Linked DNA regions of Homo sapiens: region 1 is linked to region 2. A link is a contact called in ENCODE Hi-C or POLR2A ChIA-PET data. All regions are on one chromosome and are shown on one strand. The core of a region is the stretch at or near the end of the contact, and the rest is flanking DNA. Distances in the headings are between cores, read along the strand shown.

Region 1 (3,172 bases), core at 200-2,699, 54 kb before region 2:
ACCCTCATGTAATCTCTGGACTTTAATAAATAATAATGTATCAATATTGGTAAATCAGTTGTAACAAATGTACCACAGTGATGCAAGATGTTAATAATAGGGCCAACTTTGGACAGGGGAGAGAGGGTATATGGGGACTCTGTACTTTATGACCAATTTTTGTCAAAACTTAAAACTGCACTACTAAAAATAAAAGCAATAATAAAACTCACTAAAAATGCATCAATTTAAAAAAAGTTAAAAAACCATGTATTCTATTGATTGTTCATATATCCTTTTCCATAATTCTCCAGTGACTTAATATTTGAATTTAAACAATTTAAAAATGATATTCATATAATTCCAAGGTTTTCCACACATTTTTTATGGACTCTCAATTGTTCTTGGGTGTACCTTAGTTATTCTTAGTTCATCTGTTATTTTCCTGTAAGTACATATTTCCTGAAGGTATATGGTTATACTTTGAAACAAAATTAGAAATGATCTTACATTAAATATTATCCTATTTAAACTATTTTAATAGTTTTAGATGATTTAAGTTCTCAGCATGCTTTTTCTATCTTCTGTGCTATATATGCTCTATTTTTATATCCTTTGTTTCTTTGCAGATGAAATGGTTTCTATTGTTCTAGTTCTTTCTGTCTTTTGCCAATAGCCCACCTCATATCTCTGTACATGCACACCCATCACAAACAGACAGACACACACATGCATACAGACTTTTGAACCTTAGAGTTAAGCTGCATTCTTGTCAAAAAGATCTAGCACTCCAAGAGTGGATGCCTCTCCCTTTCTTTGGGAGATCAGCATTACTCATCACCTCAAATATTCTTGCTTCACTATTTGCTCATTGTTTTGGATATACAGAGCACTTAAATATTTGCTATTTTAGTGCATCATTAATGAACCGTTTATTATGTTTTCAAAGTCAAATATGGGTCAAAGTAATTTTTTTAACTAAGTTTTACTCTTCAGGTTCTTTTTTAATGTGAAAAAAAGAGGCCCACACTGTTTCTGTCTATTTATAGGTGGTAATTGGAAGTTGGTACAAGAGTAGTCTAAACAGAGGAGTCATATTGCTCCAGGCAGATTAAAAAAGGTATCTAGTTATATAAGCCTACATAAAGCCACATCTCCAGACTAATATTTTCAAACGTGAAGGGGATAAAATTTATATTATGAACAGCTGTAGATTTAACTTTGTAAAGCCTAAAATTATAGTAGAAAATATTTCAATTATAGTTCTTAAAATATGAAAGAGATGTTGATTGTACATTGAAATATTTTGCATAATGACATCTATTTTTCACACACATGCATACATACACACACATTCCCATTTTGTAGATTATAAAACAGAGGCACACAGTAGTTAAGAGGCTTGTATAAGCTTACACAGCTAGCAGGGAGACCATGATTCAAACATCAGGCAGTAGAACTCCTGAGTACCCTCTCTGAACTGCTAAGCTATGTTACCTCTCATCTTAACTAACATGACTCATTTTTTGCCCTTAAAATGCCTTGAAAAATACTATGAAGAAATACCTCATCCAGCTGTAGAGGAACAACCAACTACATTTATTTTTAGAAATGATAAAGGAATTGTTTTGCTCTGTACATAGACTTCTACAACTAGAGCAGTTGCATAACGTGGTCTGTGTAGATTACACTTTTTTCACGATTCATTTAACTACTTGAATTTGATATCATTTCCTTTCAAACTGAAGCACATCTGATGCAGATTTACTGGGACATTCGCACTCCATTTTGGTTTTAAAAGTTGCAGACCTCATTTACAAGAGCATGAACAACATAGCTATTTGAAATTATCCCATCTTTTATAAGGTTTCACTTTTCTTCTGGAAAGGCAAATAATACGTGGAAAAACATACTTAATAGTATTACTGTTTTTTTAATTATAACTGACATACTGCTCATGGACTAGTTGCCAGTTAACCCACTGATGTGTAAATGTCCTAAACTGAGAGGCTTGACTGAAGAAAAATAACCAAGTTACTTAGCCTATATGACGAAGTTTCCTAAAAACCCCTCCATACACATTTGGAAATATTCATATTATATGTTTTTTTAAATCTCTAAATGGGAAATTCATGTGTATTTTTGAAATCAAATCCAGACTGCTTTGATTTGCTTGTGCTTACGTCCTATAATTTCAATGTCAAGATGCAAAATTGTACTAGTCATTCCTTGGAGTGGTTAAAAATGAAACAGTAGTTTGATTTCATATTCATGATCGATTAAGTGAGAAATCAACTGTGCAGTAGAACTTTTCCAGTTTATGTAATTCTTGAAGCTTTATGAGCTTTAGAATCAAAACGCTTTCATGATCTTTGCTTAAGACATTATAGTAGTGTTGCTTAGAAGACAAAGCAAATAAAAATACTTTTATACTCTTCGCTTAATACCTTGTAGTAGTCTTGCTTACTTAAAAAAAAAGCAAAAAAAACTACATCTGCCACCTTGCATTTAATATTTAGAAAATACGAAAATGAAAGAATCAAATTAACAAACATTTATTTACTCAACATAAATAATTAACATTTTTGGTTTTTTGCTTAATATATTTTATTAAAAATTTGACGTCAAAGATAAGGTTGAAGTCCACTCTGTTACTTCTTTAGTTCCAGCAACCGCCCTCTCTTTTCAGAGGCTACTGCATTTATGAATTTGGTGTATATTCATTTAGTTCATACTTTTGTCCATTGCCTCTACTAGTTTAATGCTTTAAATTCAATCTGCCTTCTTGTATCAACCATCATGTTTAGCATTTTAGATACACCATATTTTAAACTATTTCCAATCAAAATGTCAGTTATTAAAAAAATCAGTGTTTATTATAAATTTCTATGATAAATATTTTTCTTGGATCTAATTCCTTCTTTATTGCCAAAATTTGTTTTTAATGAGTGTAACAAACTGTTAATTTTTGTATGTCTGAAAATTTCTTTATTTTATCCTTACTCTTCAATAACTTAGATTCAAGTATAGAATCCTGGGTATAGAATTCCTGCTGGATGGTTAGTCTTCTTCAATAATTAGAAGATAATATTTCATAATCTAGTAGCATTTGTTGTTGCTGATGAGAAGTGTTAGTATAATTGCTACCTCTATAACAAGCTCTCATATCTCTCTGATAGCTTTAAATATTTTC
Region 2 (3,111 bases), core at 72-2,571:
TTTGGCAGTATTAAGTTTCTTGTGATTGTTGGACTGAGAGCTTTATTTTTTGTTGACTGCTAGCCAGAGGCTACCCTCGGCTCTTAGAGATCACCCTCAGTTCCTTGACATGTGGCATTTTCCAGCATGGCTGCTTGGTTCCTCCCAGCCATCCCTGGGAGAGAGAAATATTCCTGAAGGACAGATGTTACAATCTTATATAATGTAATCATGTACACTGATCATCAACAATCTATCATCTTTTCCATATTCTATTGCTTAGAAATAAGTCATAGGTCCCACCCCTACTTAAGAGGAAAGGATTATACAAGGTGTGACCACAGGGAGGTAGGAATCAGGGGCATTACCTTAGATAAGGTACACCCTACAAGGTAGGGTGTACCTTGTACACCACCAAGAGATTGCTATTTGTCTTCCAATATCTTTCCTTCTTCTTCCCCACCTGAGAAATAGAACTACTAATTCATTATTAGTTAAATATATGGTCACCTGGAATACAGAGTTTATTCCCTAGTTTCCCTCGTAGCTAGGTATGGCCATTGTGAGTAAGTGTGGCAGAGGAGTAAGATAAAAGAGTCTAGGACTCTGAGGATTTTGTGAAGTTACTCTATCAGTTTTTTGAAGATTCTTTACTCCTGACTTCTTTCAGGTGAGAGAAAAATAAACTTTTATTTTGCTTAAGCCATTGTTATTTTTGGCTGTCCCTTGTAGGACACCTCCTTTAGACCCTCCTCTGCTGGCCAGCCCCAGAACAGGGTGTCTTATCCTGGTCCTGCCCAAGTGTGATCACCCTGTGGGACAGGAGCTGGTCTCTTCAGCCCAGCCTCTCCATGAGGAAAAGTTCACTTCTTAACACCATGGGAGGTGAACCCAATCTTAACTTTGTTCTTTTCTGTCATCTCTTCTCCCCTTTCCTCTTTTCAAGAGCCCTTCATTTCCATTTTGTAGTGTGTGTGTTTTTCAAGGAACTTGAAATCACCCCAGGTCCAGGTTTAAACCAACCAGGACATTCTGTTCTCTGACTCAGTGGTGAAAGCATGACATATGCCAGTCTAATCAGAGTGAATCTTAAAACATTTACTGAGAAATCGTGGCAATACTTGTATGTAGTGATAGTTCTGAGTAACCATATTTTCCATGCCAGCCGCCAATTCTGTCCTAAGGAGAAACAGACTTTACCTGACCCTTGAGCCTGTTGCTTGACAGAGATGGCTCATGGGACATATAAACAACCCAGCTACTTCCTTATATTAACCAATATTTAGGGGGTAGTCTAGGGGAAGCTTCCACACCAGCCCTGAGGTTAGAAATAGCATGTAAGGGAGGACTCAGAGAATTGCTCTGTCTCCTTGACTGCAACAGTATTAGTCATGGCTGACTCAGGTAGAACTGGGGGACTCTATTCAGTACAGATCTTAGAGACCATTGTGTGAGTACTAAGATTTGGTGTCCCTGTGCTTGTGGATTCATGCAGATGTCACAGGATATTGGAATGCTAAAGTGATTCATCCCGTTCAAGTAACAGATCCTTCCTAAATTGTCTATCAGTCTCCACACCTATAATCTTGAATTTATTATTACTTTAAAAAATTACAAAAGTAACCCTTGCTCACTGTAGTAAATTGAACAATACAAAGGTGTGGCCTCTGTGTAAAACAGATGCTTGCTTTCTCAGGAAGTCTTCTGCCCTTCAGTGTTCCTTTCACATACTCCTTTTAGCCTTACATTGATAAAATGTTTACTTTTTAAAAACTAACATTGATTCAATGCTTCTCATAGTCTGTTTGTTTGTTTTTGTTTTTGAGACAGAGTCTTGCTGTGTCACCCAGGCTGCTGGAGTACAGTGGCATGATCGCAGCTTACTGCAGCCTTGTTCTCCTGGGCTAAGGTGAACCTCCCACCTCAGCCTCCCAGGTTGCTGGGACTATAGGCGCATGCCACTATGCCTGGCTAATTTCTGCATTTTTGGTAGAGACAGGGTCTCACTATGTTGCCCAGTCTGGTCTTGAACTCCTGGGCTCAAGTGATCTACCAGCCTTGCCTCCCAAAGTGGTGGGATTACAGGTGTGTGCCACCATGCCTGACTCTGCTTTTCCTGTTCAATATTTCAATGATTACAGGGTTTTAAAATATTTTTGACCTAAACAAATAATAATTTATTAATTCCAAAATAGATAAAGTTGTCAGCATTCTGGAGATAAAATCAAAGTAAGGATTCACTAGTTTTTCCCCAGTAGGAACTTAACAGTTAAGTTAGGGCATGAAACGTTTAAATAAGTCAAACAGTGAGGGAGAAGGTGCTAATCATGCACTAAAGAAAGTGAAAAGGAAAGTGCATCTGTTTTTGGTTTGGCAGTTACCACCACAGCTGTTTTCTAGTGCTGTATGTATAAAAAGAGAAGGCAATGATTTGGAATGGTCATTACCTGGGTAACAAAATAATCTGTACACCAAACCCCTGTGACGTGCAGTTTACCTATACAGCAAATCTGCACATATACTTCTCAACCTAAAATGAAAGTTAAAAAAATTAAAAGATAGATACATAGTATAAAAAAGAAGTTTCTTAAAGGAGAGATGGGACTGAAGTTGGGTCTTACACCAAACAAGGGAGGACAGAGAGAATTGGGGCTGCTTTAAGAATCTTGGCCCAAAACAGAGCAGCTGTCCTCAGACCTACCTGAGCACCCAGGCCACAGCCAACCTCAGATCAAAAGGGATGGAATCTCAGGAGACTGACCAAGGTAGCTGTATTTTTTTTTTTTTTTTTTTGAGATGGAGTTTTGCTTTTGCTGCCCAGGCTGGAGTGCAATGGCACAATTTCGGCTCACCACAACCTCTGCCTCCTGGGTTCAGGCAATTCTCCTGCCTCAGCCTCCCAAGTAACTGGGATTAGAGGCATGTGCCACCACACCTGGCTAATTTTGTATTTTTAGTATACACAGGGTTTCTCCATGTTGGTCAGCCTGGTCTCGAACTCCCGACCTCAGTTGATCCACCCGCCTCAGCCTCCCAGAGTGCTGGGATTACAGGCGTGAGCCACTGCGCCCAGCTGGTAGCTGTATTTTTAACATGCTCTTTAGATAATTTCGTCTGAAGACTGGCATTTAG

The links. Hi-C counts contacts between places; a loop is a spot of excess contacts on that map. ChIA-PET counts read pairs that join two places held with the same protein, here RNA polymerase II (POLR2A). Pooled maps may share reads with other maps.
Region 1: a map of MCF 10A shows a loop between it and region 2 (2.5-fold over the local background). The contact joins two enhancer-like sites. A Hi-C loop is called at or near these places in 1 of 168 maps with a recorded cell type or tissue (MCF 10A) and 1 of 50 pooled maps. POLR2A ChIA-PET finds 5 or more read pairs at or near these places in 2 of 52 experiments (BJ and MCF 10A).

Annotation. Positions count from the first base shown.
Region 1 is chr20:14,234,027-14,237,198 of GRCh38, forward strand. All of the region lies in intron 3 of MACROD2 (mono-ADP ribosylhydrolase 2), which reads left to right. Among named protein-coding and RNA genes, the nearest start is that of FLRT3, 100 kb to the right of the region's middle. Within about 2 kb of position 1,450, at least 3 of the 41 ENCODE cell types and tissues checked have a DNase peak (open chromatin) inside an H3K27ac peak, as active enhancers do.
Region 2 is chr20:14,287,755-14,290,865 of GRCh38, forward strand. The region is part of intron 3 of MACROD2 (mono-ADP ribosylhydrolase 2); the gene reads left to right. Among named protein-coding and RNA genes, the nearest start is that of FLRT3, 48 kb to the right of the region's middle. Within about 2 kb of position 1,322, at least 3 of the 41 ENCODE cell types and tissues checked have a DNase peak (open chromatin) inside an H3K27ac peak, as active enhancers do.